Regions from separate parts of the Mus musculus genome. Here region 1 is linked to region 2. A link is a loop called in an ENCODE intact Hi-C map of the cell type or tissue named here. Cell type or tissue: left cerebral cortex. All regions are shown on one strand. Links, peaks and the distances in the headings refer to the core of each region. The heading gives the core; the rest is flanking DNA.

Region 1 (8,324 bases), core at 173-8,172, 220 kb before region 2:
ACTACCGGCCTGGGGCGTGCTTCAACATCATCTGCAACCACATGCGCTTCCACTATGAGGAAGTGCGCGGGCTGGTGCGGCCGGGTGCCACCTTCATCACCGTCATCCGCGACCCTGCTCGTCTCTTCGAGTCTTCCTTCCACTACTTTGGATCCGTGGTGCCGCTCACCTGGAAGCTGTCGAGCCGCGACAAGCTGGCCGAGTTCCTGCAGGACCCCGATCGCTACTACGACCCGAGCAGCTACAACGCGCACTACCTCCGCAACCTGCTCTTCTTCGATCTGGGCTATGATAGTAGCCTGGACCCGGCCAGCCCGCGCGTGCAGGAGCACATCCTGGAGGTGGAGCGCCGCTTCCACTTGGTGCTACTGCAGGAGTACTTCGACGAATCCCTGGTGCTGCTCCGAGAGCTGCTGTGCTGGGACCTGGAGGACGTGCTGTATTTCAAGCTCAATGCGCGGCGCGACTCGCCGGTTCCGCGGCTCTCTGGCGAGCTGTACCGCCGAGCCACCGCCTGGAACCTGCTGGACGTGCGCCTCTACCGTCACTTCAACGCCAGCTTCTGGCGAAAGGTGGAAGCTTTCGGGCGTGAGCGCATGGCGCGCGAGGTAGCCGAGCTGCGCCAAGCGAACGAGCACATGCGCCACATCTGCATAGATGGCGGCCAAGCAGTTGGTGCTGAGGCCATCCAGGACTCGGCCATGCAGCCCTGGCAACCCCTGGGCATCAAGTCCATCCTGGGTTACAACCTCAAGAAGAGCATCGGGCCACAACACGAGCAGCTCTGCCGGCGCATGCTCACGCCCGAAATCCAGTACCTGTCTGACCTCGGTGCCAATCTCTGGGTCACCAAGCTCTGGAAGTTCCTTAGGGACTTTCTAAGGTGGTGATGTATCCTGCCCACCTCCTGTTTGGCTTCCTGATGCAGCAAGGCCGGGCAGGGAGCCTCTGGCACCTAGCCTTCCCTAGCCACACCTAGTGCCACCCTGGGGTCCCTAGGGTCATAGCTGTCTGGGACTAGTCTCTCTGCAGGAGAGAGCCTAACGGAGAGGTATTTAACTAATTATGCCATTTTTTTTTTATTAAATCCCCTTTATTTCCAGCCTCCTCTTACAAGGGGAGACGCAGAAGTAAAGAAATTTTATGTGTGTGTGTGTTTTTTTTTTGTTTGTTTTTTGTTTTTTGTTTTTTTTTTTTGTTTTTTTTTTTTTGTTGTTGTTAATCGGTCTCACTGTGGTGATTGGAGGGTGTCTGGGATGGGACCTTTGGAAGGGCGTCTATAGACTGGAGTGCAGCAGAGGGCAGGGGCCTGGTGTGTTTGTTACTTGCTGAAGTCGTGTGTGGCTCAGAGACTTCCACAAGCTGCCAAAACATGGAAGATCATATGTGAGGCTGAGTGCTGGTTGTGTTCCTCCTTCTTGGATGAGTGCTATGAGAATAGGATTTCAGCACAAAGGTTTAGTGGAATAGGGATTTTAATGACCTCATGTGACCAAATCAGGGAGGGAGCCGTTTTACTGCTCAGGCTATAAAGAACTGATGGAGCTGTTTGGCAGCTGTGGCGACCAGGTTAGAGCAGAGATTAGAAACAAATGTGTGTGTGAAGTGTGCATGTGTACACATGACCGGGAGGCTGGGAGCAGCATTCCATGGGGTGCGGAGCTGCAGGCCCTGGATCGCACAAGTTCTCAAGTGACTACAGTAACTCTTGGAGGCAGACACAATTAGTGTCCCTTTCTAGATGTGGTATCTGACTCCTAAGGGACTTGCTGGGGGAGGGACATGCTGGGGGAGGATCACATCAAATTCAGGACCATGAGCTAAGGACCCCCCCCATACTTTTCCATATTGAGTACCCATTTCACCCTGTACCCAATGGCCCCTTTCTAGTCCCAACTAGCAGCTTCTGTCCCCACTGGGTCACTCACTGACACCCAGACCTGCTTCACACAGCTCTTGAATCTCAAAGATACCCCAGCATCTACCCAACAGCCCAAATTTGTCTGGATCCTTTCGTGAGTTGTGTCCAGAGATACAGATGGCTGCCAAGTCAGTTGAGCATGGTGAGCTGTCACCTGGGTAAAGAATTAGTTGTGACTCCCTGCACCTGGTGCCCCCCAGATAACAGGACCCTTTGAGGGACACAAAAGTCCCAGACTTCCAGCTAGGAGCAAAGTAGCCCTAGTCATAGCTAAGTAACAATTGTGGACTCTCCTTGTGCCGAGTTCAATCTAAGTGTCGATATCCCAAACCCAAATGCCTAACAACTCCCTGACTTTATAAACCAAAATTCAGAAGGTGAACTTAGTTACCCACAGTCATAAGTGATTAAGCGCCAATGCCGGAACTCTGATGCCAGCCTGGGAGCTGTCAGATCCTAAACCCTCACTGGGTCTGGATTAATTCTGTCTCTTGGGATTAAACATCAGGCCCAAGCCATGTGGGGAGAAGTTAGGGAGGCCAGCTGCTCAGTGGATATTGATATCATCCTGGCTGAGCACGTTTGTTTTAAGACAGTCTCATTATGAAGCCCTGGTTGGCCTTGAACTCAGAGATCTACCTACCCCTGCCTTCCTAGGGATGGGGTTAAAGGTGTCCACCACCGTGTGCTGCAAAATTGTTCTTGATTTACTCATGGACATTCCCTATCCCAGATCTCTTCACCTTCCACACAAGGCCTGGACTCCCCAGCCCACTGGAACCACCACCTACACTTTCATGGCTTTGTAAAGTTATACTGTTCTCTGTCGTCCCCACCTATGCAGCCAGGGTTTAAACTATAAAGGGAAAACAGTAAACATGGCAGGGACTGGAGGCTGGAGAGGCGGTCAAGTGCACCCCCTGCTCTTCCAGAACCTGCCTCAGGTGGTTACCCACAATCTCCTATAACTGTCAATTCAGGATCCCACACCCTCTCCTGACCTCTGTAGGCATCCACATGTGTGCACTTGAGCACACAATCTTTTTTTTTTAATTGATGAAAGAATTATTCATAGGGAAGTTTATCTCACCCTGAATCTATATGCTAATTTTCTCTGCTTCTGTTAATCACAGAGCTATTATGGTGTGAATATGATGGTATCCTTGGATTAAGAAACCTCATAATTATATCTCTTTGGGCCTCAAACAGCCTAGAAATGCCAATTAATTATTAGTATGTTACTATATTATTAACTATTATTGTGATTGACATGTTTGAACCTTTAAAGATCCAAGGAGAACTTGGCAGAGAGCAGAAATATGATTCTCTCCCTCAGCACTTACTGTCTGCTAGTCCTAAGGGCTTTGCTGTTATTCATACATTTATTATTGTAATTAATATTTGAATGACTGGTTGCTGGACCATGAGCAGTGTTGGAACATGAGTGATCCTGGCTTCTTCCCCAAGGCAGTGATGGAGACTCAGAGAGGCTGAGAAACTATGTTAGGGTCACAGAGAAAGGATGGAAGAGAGGAAAGAGCTTGGAAATCTAGATCCATCTTTTGCAAAAGCAGGGAAATCCACAGCCTGAGAACTGACTTCTCTGAACAACAGGAGAGGTCCAAGCCCCTAAGCATTTGCAAAATGGCTCTGCGGGCTCCTGGGTGCTTTTGCCACTCCCTGACAGCAGAGGGCGCAAGGTATTGCGGTTGGTTTTCTCCAGCTGTACCAGCCTTAGCTGTGCAGGCCAGCCAGCGCACACTTGTAGTAACCAGGCAAGTTGACCTGATCTTGTGTATGTCACTGTCTTAGTCACGATTTCTACTCCTGCACAAACATCATGACCAAGAAGCAAGTTGGGGAGGAAAGGATTTATTCAGCTTACACTTCCATACTGCTGTTCATCACTAAGGAAGTCAGGACTGGAACTCAAGCAGGTCAGAAAGCAGGAGCTGATGCAGAGGCCATGGAGGGATGTTCTTTACTGGCTTGCTTAGCCTGCTCTCTTATAGATCCTAAGACTGCTAGCCCAGAGATGGTCCCACCCACAAGGGGCCTTTCCCCCTTGATCACTAATTGAGACAATGCCTTACAGTTGGTTCTCATAGAGGCATTTCCTCAACTGAAGCTCCTTTCTCTGTGGTAACTCCAGCTGTGTCAAGTTGACACAAAACTAGCCAGTACAATTGACCCCTTGTCAACTTGACACACAAATACATCACTAGTAAGCCTCAACCCTTAGTTCTTATTCATCCCCAAGATCTTAAATAACTTTAAAAGTCCCACAGTCTTTACATATTAAAAGTTCAGTCCTGGGGCAAGCAGCAGCACCAGATCCAAGATGGCGACCAGCAGGAGGCTGATGAAGGACAACCCTCTATATGATAAGGGAGCCTTCAGAATTGAAATCAACTTTCCAGCAGAGTATCCATTCAAACCACCCAAGATCACATTTAAAACAAAGATCTACCACCCTAACATTGATGAGAAGGGGCAGGTCTGTCTGCCAGTCATTAGTGCTGAAAACTGGAAGCCAGCCACCAAGACTGACCAAGTAATCCAGTCCCTCACAGCACTGGCGAATGACCCCCAGCCTGAGCACCCACTCCGGGCTGGCCTAGCTGAAGAATACTCTAAACCGTAAAAAATTCTGTAAGAATGTGGAAGAGTTTACAAAGAAATATGGGGAAAAGCGACCTGTGGACTAAAATCTGCCAGGAGTGATTCCAGCAAGTTTGAGCAGAGACCCCGAGCAGTGCATTCAGACACCCCGCAAAGCAGGACTCTGTGGAAGTTGACACATGCCACCAACTGGCGTCCACTTGTGGCAGTTACTAACTTTCTACAGTTTTCTTAATCAAAAGTGGTCTAGGTAACCTGTAAAGAAGGATTAAAAAATTCAGATGTTCTAAAAAAAAAAAAAATTCAATCCTTTTAAAATATCCAGTATTTTTTAAAATTCAAAGTACTTTAAAATTCAAAGTCTCTTAACTGTGGGCTTCACTAAAAAACTTCCTTCAAGAGGAAAATATATCAGGGCACAGTCACAATCAAAAGCAAAAATCAATCTCCAACCGTCCAATGTCTGGGATCTAACTCACGATCTTCTGGGCTCCCCCAAGGGCTTGGGTCACTTCTCCAGCCATGCCCTTTGTAGCACACACCTTGTCTTCTAGGTTCCAGCCGCCTGTACTCCACTGCTGCTGCTCTTGGTGGTCATCTCATTGTACTGGCATCTCCAAAACACTGTATGACCCCTTCAGTCCTGGGCCATCAATTGCAACTGAGGCTGCACCTTCACCAATGGCCTTCCATGGCCTCTCACAGTGCCGAGCCTCAGCTGCTCTGCGTGACCCCTTCATGCCTTCAAAACCAGTACCACCTGGGTAACTCTTACACTTTATTAAGTCCATCCACAGCACAAGGTTCAACCTTGGTTATCTCTGGAACACTGCCTCTGTGCTCTCAGAAAATACTTCCCAGAAGATTTCACCTCAGTGATGCTGGTCTCTTCTTAATCACCGCTAATTTCTTAGCTCCAGCTAACCAGCATCAATAGTCCCAGTAATGCAAAGGTTTTACTTTAGTAGTTCTGGTATCTTGTTAATCACAGCTGATTCTTCAGCCCCAGCTAACCAGAACCACAGAATCTTCACAATCCAAAATAGCAATGGCCCTGAAAAGAGTCTTTAATTTTCCCTCTGAAATTTCACAAGCCAGGCCTCCATTTTTCTGCACTGTTCTCAACATTATCTTCCAAGCTCCTACACAATATCTCACAGAGTTCTCAACACCGAATAGGTCTTCTAGCCCAAAGTTCCAAAGTCCTTCGTGGTCAGGTTGTCACAGGAATACCCCACTATGCTGGTACCAATTTGTCTTAGTCAGGGTTTCTATTCCTGCACAAACATCATGACCAAGATGCAAGCTGAGGAGGAAAGGGTTTATTCAGCTTACACTTCCACACTGCTGTTCATCACTAAGGAAGTCAGGACTGGAACTCTAGCAGGTCAGGAAGCAGGAGCTGATGCAGAGGCCATAGAGGGATGTTCTTTACTGACTTGCTCAGCCTGCTCTCTTATAGAACCCAAGACTACCAGCCCAGAGATGGTCCCACCCACAAAGGAACATTTCCCCCTTGATCACTAATTGAGAAAATGCCTTACAGTTGGTTCCCATGGAGGCATTTCCTCAACTGAAGCTCCTTTCTCTGTGATAACTCCAGCTGTGTCAAGTTGACACAAAAATAGCCAGTACAGTCACCAAGCCAGGGTCAGGATTCCCTTCTTCAGGAAAGCCCACAAAACCACCTCTCTGTATCCTGCCCAAGAGCATGTTGAGGTATCTTCTGACCAGGATCTCATAGATGCCATCAAGTTAGGATGAGGTAATTCCACAACCCCCAATCTAATATCTCTGTTGGTCTTATATAAAAAAAAATTAGAATGAAGACTGACATGGCAGTGTATGCCTGTAATCCCAACACTCAAGAGTCTGAGGCAGGGGATGGAGAAGTGGGTCAGTGGTTACCAGTACTGGCTGTTCTTGCAGAGGATGCAGATTTAGTTCCCAGAACACATGTGGTGGTTCATAGCCACCTCTAACTCCAACTCAAGGGGAGTCCTCTTCTGCACTCCATATGGAATGCATGCAGGCAGGCAAAGTATTCATACACATAAAATAAAAGGAGCATTTAAGATAATAAAGTATAAACACACAAAACAGGATGGGATGTAGCTTAGCTGGCACAGTGCATGCAGGAAAACCTGGGCTCAATTGCTGGTGCCACATAAGGAAGTCATGGTAGTACACACACTCCTGTTCACACACTCCTGTATACACACTCCTGTTCACATACTCCTGTATACACACTCCTGTATACACACTCCTGGGCACACACTCCTGTATACACACTCCTGGGCACACACTCCTGTATACACACTCCTGTATACACACTCCTGTATACACACTCCTGGGCACACACTCCTGTATACACACTCCTGTATACACACTCCTGGGCACACACTCCTGGGCACACACTCCTGTATACACACTCCTGTATACACACTCCTGTATACACACTCCTGGGCACACACTTCTGTATACACACTCCTGTATACACACTCCTGTTCATACACTCCTGTGATCCTGCTAAGTGGGATGTGATAGAGGAAGGATTGTGAGTTTGAGTCTAGCCTGGGATTCATAAGGAGTTTGAATGCCAACCTAGGCTACATGAGACTGCCTCTCAAAAACAGAAAACTAGAAAAGAGGAAATGCCACGTGACTTCAGATAGGGACCAGAGAGGTGCCGTATGACAAGGGATATGGAGGAGCAAGGGGAAACTGCAGCAGGCAAGGATGCTCCACCTAGAGTTGCAGAAGGGATGTAGCTCAGAACCTGATTTCAGACTTCTACCACCCAGGGCTTGTGAGGTCCCTAACAGGAAGGCTTTCTCTCTCCACGGTCGACACTGCCTGTGTGAGACTCTCAGCCACCACTCTTCCCTCCCTAGTACACATCAACCATGGCAGGATGTGGCACTTGGGAAGAAGCCAGCACAGCCTCTTGTGGCATCTTCCCTCTGTGGGCTGCTTTAGGCTGTTTTCTGTTGCTTGGTACTGAGCTTGGGAAATTTACATGTATTATGTTTGCACCTGTGAGGGCCTTGGCAGAAGGCAGAAAGGCACAAGGTAGGCGATCCCAGCGTGGGCAGGCTCCAGGCTTCCACAACCTCATCATCCACATAGATCCCTCCACCTCTCAGAATGCTTACAACTGGGAACCGGATTCCAACATGAACTGGACAAGTGCCTGGCACACAGTAGGGTATTTTTGTTTTGTTTGAGACAGGCTGGTCTTAAACACAAGGCCAGGGCTTCTGCCTCAGCCTTCCAAGTAAGAGGATTGCAGATATATGCTACCATATCAACTAGGTTGTTTTTAAAAAAGATTTCTTTATTTAATATATGTGAGTAGACTGTAACCACCTTCACATATACCAGAAGAGGGCATCGGATCCCATTACAGAGTCAGCGCTCTTAACCATTGAGCCATCTCTCCAGCCCCAGCTAGGTTATTTTTAAAGATTTATTTATTTAGTTTATTTATTTATTTATTTATTTATTGTATGTAAATAAGTACACTCTAGCTGTCTTCAGAGACACCAGAAGAGGGCATCCAATCCCATTACAGATGGTTGTGAGCTACCATGTGGTTTCTGGGAATTGAACTTAGGACCTCTGGAAGAGTGGTCAGTTCTCTAAACCTCTGTGTCATCTCTCCAGCTTGGGGTCATTATTTATAATTTTAATTATGTGCATGTGTGCTTGTGTGTAAACATGTGCATATGAGATGTCGGATCCCCCGAAGCTGTCCCTTGTGGTTGCTGGGAACTGACAT
Region 2 (8,324 bases), core at 267-8,266:
GTGTGTGGGCTATAGGTAGTGTCTCTTCTGAGACCGTGGCTCTCATGTTTGGCACTCAGACCACAATGATATCTTCCCTTTAGCAGACAGGTAAGGGAAGCTGGTGGGCAGGAAAGCAGAGGGGAAGGTCATCCTTCCGGTGCTCACCTGCTCCTCATTGCCCCAAAGGTGATAGAGCTGCCTGTGACGGAGCGCCAGATTGAGCGGGAGCACCTCATCCAGCTGCGGCGCTGGCAAGAGACGCGTGGTGAGCTGGAGTGCCGCTCTCTGCCCAGGATGCATGGTGCCAAAGCCATCCTGGATGCAGAGCCTGGTCCCAGGCCTGCCCTGCAACCTTCACCTTCCATCCGCCTACCGCCAGATGCAGCCCTCCTCAGCTCCAAGGCTAAGCCGCACAAGCAGGCCCAGAAGGAGCAGAAGCGGACAAAGACCAGTGCGCAACTGGACAAGTCCCCAGGCCTCAGTCAAGCCACAGTGGTGACTGCTGCAGGAGATGCATGTCCTCCTCAGGGTGTGTCCCCAAAGGACCCGGTCCCCCAGGACCCTACTCCTCAGAACTTAGCCTGCCACCATTCCCAGGAGAGCCTGACCTCCCAGGAGAGTGAGGACACCTACTTGTAACCCCGGGAGCTCAGGCCTCCGCGGGGGTCTTCTCACGTCTTACACGGTTCAAAGACTGACAACACTCCAGGTCCTCTGCGCCTGAGGAGCCAACTGCTTGGCCCGTGGGCTGGGATAGGATCTGGCTGGTCCAGTACAGAGTCTGCCTGGGCCTCCTTATTTATTTTCTCTTGAGTTGAGCTGGTCCAGCCAGCACAGGCAGAAGCTGTGGCCAAAGGGGTTGGGTCTCAGCCCCATCCTTCTGGGGAGATGTTACCCAGGGGTAGGGTGCTGGCATGCGGGGAGGCGGTGGGGTACTCTTTGTGTAAAATAGATATATGGTTTTGTACGGAAATAAACAGGCTTGTGTATAGAGCTGTGTATAGTTAGGACCCAAAGGGCTATCGCCCTTCATCCCGGGAGCCCCCCTGAAACATACAGGAGCACGGAGTCCAGAGCCAATTACTGTTCTTGGCTCTTCTCTCTCGACCCATCTTTCTTCCATGTTCACCTCTACACAGAAGAGTCAGTCCAGGCTAAAGCCCACCACTGGGCAGAACAGGAAATAGTCCCCAAGGCCTTGCTCTGTGCTTCTTTATTGGGGATTGGGGGTAAGATCCTGAAGAGGTAGCTAAAGGCTCCAAGGCCAGACCTAGATGCTGACCATAGCAGGGAGTAGGGAGAAACAGACTTGGAGGAGCTTCCAGGCGTTGCCTGGGCCTAGGCTGCATTGTCCTGGTACAGCTGGGAATACTGAGTCTGGAGAGGCGAATGGTTACCTGAGGTTCAGGGCAGCTTCACATTCTCTGCCTCCTGCTTCTCAGCCCTGTGGCTCTCCACTCTGTCCACACTTGCCGTGGTGAGATGAGGAGCTCACTTAAGACCCCAGTTAACTTGTGAGCACTCACACAGTATCAGGGGCTGCCGCCAGGGCAAGGTACTGCAGGCGCCTGACACAAGCCTCCACCAAAGAAAGACAGGTGAGGGGAGAAGTGGGCCTCCTTGATAAAGCGCTACTTTCTGTTGGCTGACACGGTCCACATGCCAGGCTGGGCTTGTGTCTGACATAAGAGGAGTTCAATGTCCTCCTCCTCCAAGTGCCACATTTGCACCCAAGCCCCTCACCCAAGTGAGCAGAGGGCGGTGGAGGGTCAGGCAGGTGCTCAGCTACAACCTGATAGTTGGCGGTGAGGAGAACAGGGTGTCCCTGGGAGAGGCCCCCCTTCTGCTGAGGAAGCAGCTTTTCTAGTCAAACAATAGTGGTTGTTCCTGGCCTGAGACCAAGCTGGGCCAGACCATAGCAGGGGACAGGGAGGGAGGGACAGACTCACAGGGAGCTTTTAGGCATTGCCTGGGCCTAGCACGTGTTGTCCTGGTACAACTGGGGAGACTGAGGCTAGAAAGGCAAACGGTTACCAGAGACTCTGGGCAGCTTGCACACTCTCCACCTCCTGCCTCTCACTCCTGTGGTTTCCTACTCTGTTCACACTTGCTGTGGTGAAATGGGCTCAGCCTTTGAAAAGCACCCCCCAACCCCCTTAGTTCTCCAGGGGACAGGCCAGGATGTGACGGCTGCACACTGTTCCATGAGAATTATCTGGAGCTAGCAAAGCCAGGAACAGGACTGAGCCCAGCTTCCTTCTGCCTGTGATGCAGGGTCTGGAGCATCAAGTCCTGCGTGGGCCTGTTGGGTCTTGATCACACCCAAGGCCTGCTTTAAACTACCTTGTTTAAAGCCTCCAACCTGAAGCCGAGTGTCTGGGCCAAACAAGGGCCCTTTGGAGCATGCCCCATCCTGCCGTGAAATCAACCTGTGCTTGCTCGTTTCTGCTCAGCCTTGGGGTTTTCTTAAACCTTGATCACTGGGGTGTCTGCCAGTGCTTAGGGGCCTTCTTGGATCTGTAGCTAATTTAGATGTGTTCAGGCCAGTTGAGTTCTGCAAATGATGAGACGCTTTAAGAAAACTTCAACAGGGAGGTCTCTGGTTTGATACCCAGGGAACCTCAAATACTATGGCCTGTCCCCTCAGTGTCTGAGCCCTGGGCATTCTCACTTCAGGTACTTAGGGTTGTCCCTGGAATAAGATTCAGAATCTAGGGGTAAGGGCTGGAGAGATGGCTCAGCAGTTAAGAGCACTGACTGCTCTTCCGAAGGTCCCGAGTTCAAATCCCAGCAACCACGTGGTTCACAACCATCCGAAATGAGATCTGATACCCTCTTCTGGTGTGCCTGAAGACACAGTATACTTACATATAATAAATAAAATTTAAAAAAAGATTCAGAGTCCATAGTATGTTGCTTAGACAGGAGAGGAGGACCCTTTTTCGGTTCCTCCCCTCAGTGGGGAGCATTCTATTTCAGAAGTTGTTTGACTAAAAACTGCCACACCGGCCAGGTTTTGCTGGTCGAAACAACAACAAGATAGGGTTGCAGTACTATCAAACCAACCTTGGGCACCCCATTCTTAGGGATCTTTAGTCCTTACTGTCCTTGTCAGCTCTGCAGTCCCTGCCCCCTACCCCCGGCAATAAAAGGAAGATAGGCTCCAACTCAGCTGTTCCGCGGGTCTCCAGCCTAACCTCCCCACTCCGGAGATTTATGGACAGCTCTGGCCCCAACAGAGCTCCAGCCCGGCTTCCAGCCTTCCTACAGTCCAGACAGGGTTTTTCTGTGTAGTTCTAGCTGTCCTGGAAGTCACTCTGTAGACTAGTCTGGCCTCGAACTCACAGAGATCTGCCTGCCTCTGCCTCCCTAGTGCTGGGATTAAAGATACACACTTACCACCGCCAGGCTCTGCGTTTTAGTGGCTTTAACCATAAAGCCCACGTGCGAGCCTGGAGGATAGACAGGGAGGGGACCAGGAGCTTCCAGCACGTTCCCAAACCCAACACAGCGGGCGTCCAGCGGAAAGGGCGTGTCTGGGGCGTGTCCTTGAAGGACTCAGATGGGTGAGGGCTAGAAGAGTGGCTTTGGCAGAGTTTGAAGGCAGCCCGCAGCGCCCGGTAGGCAGGGCTCAGGAGGAGGCGTGGCCACTTCACAGTGGCTGTGGGGCGTGGCCGCCGAAGTGTGGATCCCTGGCTGGGCGGACCGGTAGCGGGCGGTGCTTCTTTAAGCCCGGCGCCACCGCATCGCCTCCTGCCTAGGTCTCGCTGGCGGCCAGGCCGGGGCTGCCGTATCTGCGATGGAACTTCACATCCTAGAGCACCGGGTGCGAGTACTGAGCATTGCCCGTCCGGGCCTCTGGCTCTACACCCACCCGCTCATCAAGCTGCTCTTCCTGCCCTGTCGCAGTCGGTGCGCACCCGGGTTCACGAGCGCAGGTCGGGCGGGTGGAGGCTCCTCTGCCCCTCTGGGCCAGGGGCGGAGGACTAGAGTCGCCGCGAAGCAGCGGGTACCGGGTGGGGACGCTAGCCACTCTGGCCATCATCCAGCCTGGGCCTTACCCTTTCTGCGACGCCGCCTATCCGGCCCGGAGGGCCCCGCTCCCAGGGCTTGTCAAGGTGCAAACTGCCTGGAGTAGGCAGTGTAGTGGGGGCATGTGTTCCTTGGCAGGCTGTAGCCCCTTTCTAGTCTCCTCACGTTAACTTTTGAGAGTTGTCCAGGGGGACCCAAAGCCTTCCACTTCTGTGGAATGGAGGGGAGATCCCAAATATGGGATCTAGACTCATTGATCCAAGGAAGAGAGTGAGGCCCGAGTGCGGGTCCGGAAGGCTCCTGGTGGGGGGTCCTTTAGTGCTGCTGGAGCAGACTTCATTTGCTGTCTCCATTCCATTCACTCTAGGCTGAAAGTCTTCCCACCCCTTCCCTCCTCCTAGGTGCAAGTTCTTCAGCCTGACTGAGACTCCGGAAGATTACACTCTCATGGTGGATGAGGAGGGCTTTAAAGGTCGGAACTGGTTCCTTGTTTGCCTCTAAGCAGTATTCTTACTAAGTTTAGGGATCCAGCTTCCCAGAGAGCTTAGACCCCAAAGGAATATAGGTCCGGGTTCAAACCTTCCATCACTCACTGAAGTACTGTGTGGGATGGAGTCGTGACCGTTTGACAAAATTTGTGAGAGTTTTATAAACGTAAAACCCACACGGAGCTGAATATGAGTCCCAGGCCAGCACAGGTGGCCATGGTGTCTCACAGTTTTAGGGGAAAATAAAGGGGTTCCTGCAGCTGTTTTACCCTGAACATTATTTCTTCTTGGACTTGTCTCCCCAGTGGAAAGCAGCCCCTCCCTTACTGGCTTGGGAAGCCTAGGCGGCTGAGAGTTAGGGAAGGAATGCAGGGGCAGGCAGCAAGCCCAGAGCAGGGTCCAGGGCCTCCTGGCTGAGTCTGAGTGAACAACAGCTACCCTGGCCCTTGTCCCTGTTCAGGACTGGGACCGGGGAAATGACTTCTGGCTTCCATGTCTGCCTGCTTGCCCCATCCTCTAAGGCCTGGAGTCTCAAGCTAGCCACCTAGAGTTTGGCTGAGCCTCCCTCCCTAAGGACTTAGATTCCCTGTTCTGTAGGGAAATCTGTCTGCAAGGGAGCTTTCCCATCAGTTGGTCACTGGGTGCCCTCTGGTGGTGCTTTGAAGCCCATGAAGTCCATTTTGCAGATAGGAAACAGACTAAATGGTGTTTGTAATCCCAGCACATAGGAGGCTGTGGCAATAAGATCAGTTTAAGTTAAATCTCAGCTTAATCTACATTGTAAAGGCGCTGTCTCAAAGCAAACAAAACGCCCCAAAACACACTTGTCTCACACAGCAAAATGGTGTAAAAAGAAAAAAGAAAAAGAAAAATCTGGGCCTTGAATCTAGTTGTGAGTTTGGAGTAGTAATGCTCACTGAGAATGCTCGCATGATGCACACCAAGGTAGAAACGATAGGAACCGGCCCTGAGCTCTGAGTCTGTCAGGAAACAGATCTGATGGGCAAGGTTTAAACAGAGAAACTGAGAGGCGGAGAGAGCTGACTAACCAGGCATGTACCTCCTGCCCACAGAGCTACCCCCATCCGAGTTCCTGCAAGTGGCTGAGGCCACATGGCTGGTGATGAACGTATCTCACAGTGGCTCCGTGGTGCAGGCTGCTGGAGTAACCAAGATTGCCCGGTCTGTCATTGCCCCGCTGGCTGAACACCATGTGTCTGTTCTGATGTTGTCCACATACCAGACAGACTTCATCCTGGTGGGTTTTGGGCAGGTGCTAATGCAGGTCATACGCAGAGGGACCTGGTGTTGCGTAATATGTGTCCTTTGCCTTGACCCAGGTACGGGAGCAGGACCTGTCTGTGGTGATCCACACACTGGCCCAGGAGTTCCAAATCTACCGTGAAGTAGGCGGGGAGCCTGTGCCCGTTACTGGAGACGATTCCAGCAATGGCTTTCCCCAGATCCAGCACGGTGAGGTCTGCCCGCCAGCACCCAGATTTAAGTGGGACCTTTTCCCACGGGAGGGCTTGTCTTTTAAAAGGGTGCAAAACACTCTCACTGTATGAGATGGGCTAGCCTTTCCTTGACCTGCCACCAGGGGTCGCCCCAGTCCAAGATAACCTTGTGGCCCCTGTCTCCTGAGCAGGGCCCAGTCCCACGGTGCATCCCATTCAGAGCCCTCAGAACCGCTTTTGTGTCCTCACACTGGACCCTGAGACACTGCCGGCTGTCGCCACCACCCTCATCGATGTCCTCTTCTACTCCCACAGGTGGGTCATGCGTGCACGTGATCTCTGCCTCCCACTACTGTTTCCTGCCCTCTGCCTTTTGTCTCATCCCTTCTGTTACTCTGTGTCATGCTCAGTGCCTTAGGGTTCTGACAGCCTGTTAGGCCTCAGCCAGAGGTGTCGGCAGAGCCACTTCCCAGCCATATACTCCCAATCCGGCTCTCCCTCTGCTCAAGGCCTCTGGCCGTTGGGGCTTATCCCTCAGGAAATCAGGGGTCTCTCACAATGAAGTAAGAGATTCAAGGGCCTTCCCAGAGCTGTCCGGCTCCTCCTCTGTGGTCTGCTCGTTAGGTAATGTTCCCTGCCATCATATCTCTTAAGTGTCCCCAAGGAAGCGGCCTCGGGCGGTCCTGAATCAACGTCCATTCCGTTCTTCGCTTTCTCCCTCATCGAGGGGTACATCTCCATTGTCATGGATGCAGAGATCCAGAGAAAGTATGTAACTCCTTCCTTAATTCTCCATAGACCACAGACCCTCAGCCAGCCTCAGGGAAGGTGGGGGAGGGGTGCCAGGTTCCGAGGTTAGCAGGACAGGCCCTATGGGTCAGGCTAGATGGGGGTGCGTGAAGTGCCTTTCCCATCACCCACTGCTTCCCCAGGTTCCCCAGTGACCTCCTGCTGACCAGTTCTTCTGGGGAGCTGTGGAGGATGGTGCGCATCGGGGGACAGCCCCTGGGCTTCGGTGAGGTCCACTCACTCCCTGGGGGGGGCGGGGAGGGCAAGCCTGTGGGTCTTCACAGCATCTAAGGTAAGCCACCCGTGTCTCCAACCCTCAGATGAATGTGGGATTGTGGCCCAGATTGCGGGTCCCCTGGCGGCTGTTGACATCTCTGCTTACTACATCAGCACATTCAACTTTGACCATGCGCTGGTGAGGACCTGGCTGGGACGGAGGTTCCAGCAAGCACACTGAGGTCCCTTGCGGGGGGAGGGGGGGGGCAGCATCACAGCTAGTTTAGGGGGTCGGGCATCCCTGGCCAGAGTTAGCCTGGCGTTTCATGCTGTACACTCCCTCCAGGTTCCTGAAGACGAGATCGGCTGTGTCATTGATATTCTCCAGCGAAGGCAGGAAAGCCAGGCTTCCAAGGACCCATAGGGAAGCACCAGACCCCCAGCATTCCCGTAAAGCCCCCCGGGGCTCCAGAAACTTTTCTGAGCTTCAGAACAAGTCCCTGGTCCTGCCAAGGGATCCTGGTTCTGCTGTCTGTCTGTCAGCTGTATGGAGCTGGGACTCGTGGCCATGCCTGGTTCTGCTGTCTGTCTGTCAGCTGTATGGAGCTGGGACTCGTGGCCATGCCTGCCCACAAAAGATACCTTGGTGCTTGGGGCTTAGATCCCCGACCCAACATTTTCTATGTGACCTCAGCAATGCACAGAGCCTGCTTGCCTGCAGCTGGAGCCGCCTCTCCCCTGGCTAAGGCTCACATCCCCGGGCCGGGCTCTGACCTCCAGCCTGCACTGCTTTCCTAGCCAGATGAGTTCAGCAGTGCACTCCCTTCGCGGGACTCCGAAGGAAGAATTAAATCTCACTTTTATTTTCATGACTGTTTATATAAATAAAAGACTTGCGGATTTGTGCCCTCTGGTTCTGAGTGACAGCTGGCGTCATGTCTTGGTCTCTCCCAGACTTGTCCCCCCGTCCTTGGCTTTTCAAGCAGTTTATGTATGTGACAAATGAGGAACTGAAGCCTCCAGCACATTTGTGACTAAGTCATGTGGTTCATCTCTAAAGTAGAGCGTCTCTTAATTCGTAGTTACTTACAGAACAACCTAGAGAGTTCCCCACACTGGGAGAAATTCCCCTGTCCCTCTTACCTAAGAGTCCCCTGGCTGGATCCTGGAGAACCTATCCAGGAGGTCTCAAAGCACCTTTCTCCAAGGCTGCTGTCTGCAACCCACGGGCCTTGCCTGAATGCTTATGCCCCTCTTACGGAGAAGTCACACACTTTATGACACTTGGAATAGTGGCCAGCCAGGCCTTTTGGGGTTTTTTTGTTTTTTTGTTTTTTTTTTGAGACAGGGTTTCTCTGTG

The links. A loop is a pair of places that touch in the nucleus more often than their neighbours do. Peaks named below come from ENCODE experiments on the same cell type or tissue, not always from the same donor. Only the 100,000 strongest peaks of a DNase experiment are listed, where the experiment ranks them.
Region 1: a loop joins it to region 2, with 2.0 times the contacts of the local background. A loop is called at or near these places in 3 of 42 quality-filtered maps.

The regions. Positions count from the first base shown.
Region 1 is chr11:3,998,177-4,006,500 of GRCm38, forward strand. It overlaps Gal3st1 (galactose-3-O-sulfotransferase 1), which reads left to right. Exons shown (of 4, transcript NM_016922.3): 4 at 1-1,152. The coding sequence ends at 890. It also overlaps the pseudogene Gm11954. Among named protein-coding and RNA genes, the nearest start is that of Gm46265, 17 kb to the left of the region's middle. In left cerebral cortex, for the core only: CTCF peaks have their summits at 3,599 (motif pointing right) and 7,915 (motif pointing right); DNase peaks (open chromatin) are centred at 3,608 and 7,489.
Region 2 is chr11:4,214,533-4,222,856 of GRCm38, forward strand. Tbc1d10a (TBC1 domain family, member 10a) reads left to right here. Exons shown (of 9, transcript NM_134023.1): 9 at 169-973. The coding sequence ends at 621. Castor1 (cytosolic arginine sensor for mTORC1 subunit 1) reads left to right here and starts at 3,693. Exons shown (of 9, transcript NM_028022.2): 1 at 3,693-3,894; 2 at 4,416-4,486; 3 at 5,576-5,760; 4 at 5,843-5,975; 5 at 6,151-6,274; 6 at 6,614-6,727; 7 at 6,892-6,974; 8 at 7,069-7,163; 9 at 7,311-7,877. The coding sequence starts at 3,782. The coding sequence ends at 7,388. In left cerebral cortex, for the core only: CTCF peaks have their summits at 5,155 (motif pointing left) and 6,099 (motif pointing right); DNase peaks (open chromatin) are centred at 1,888, 3,613, 3,988, 5,141 and 2 more places; H3K4me3 peaks cover 1,118 bases; H3K27ac peaks cover 3,839 bases.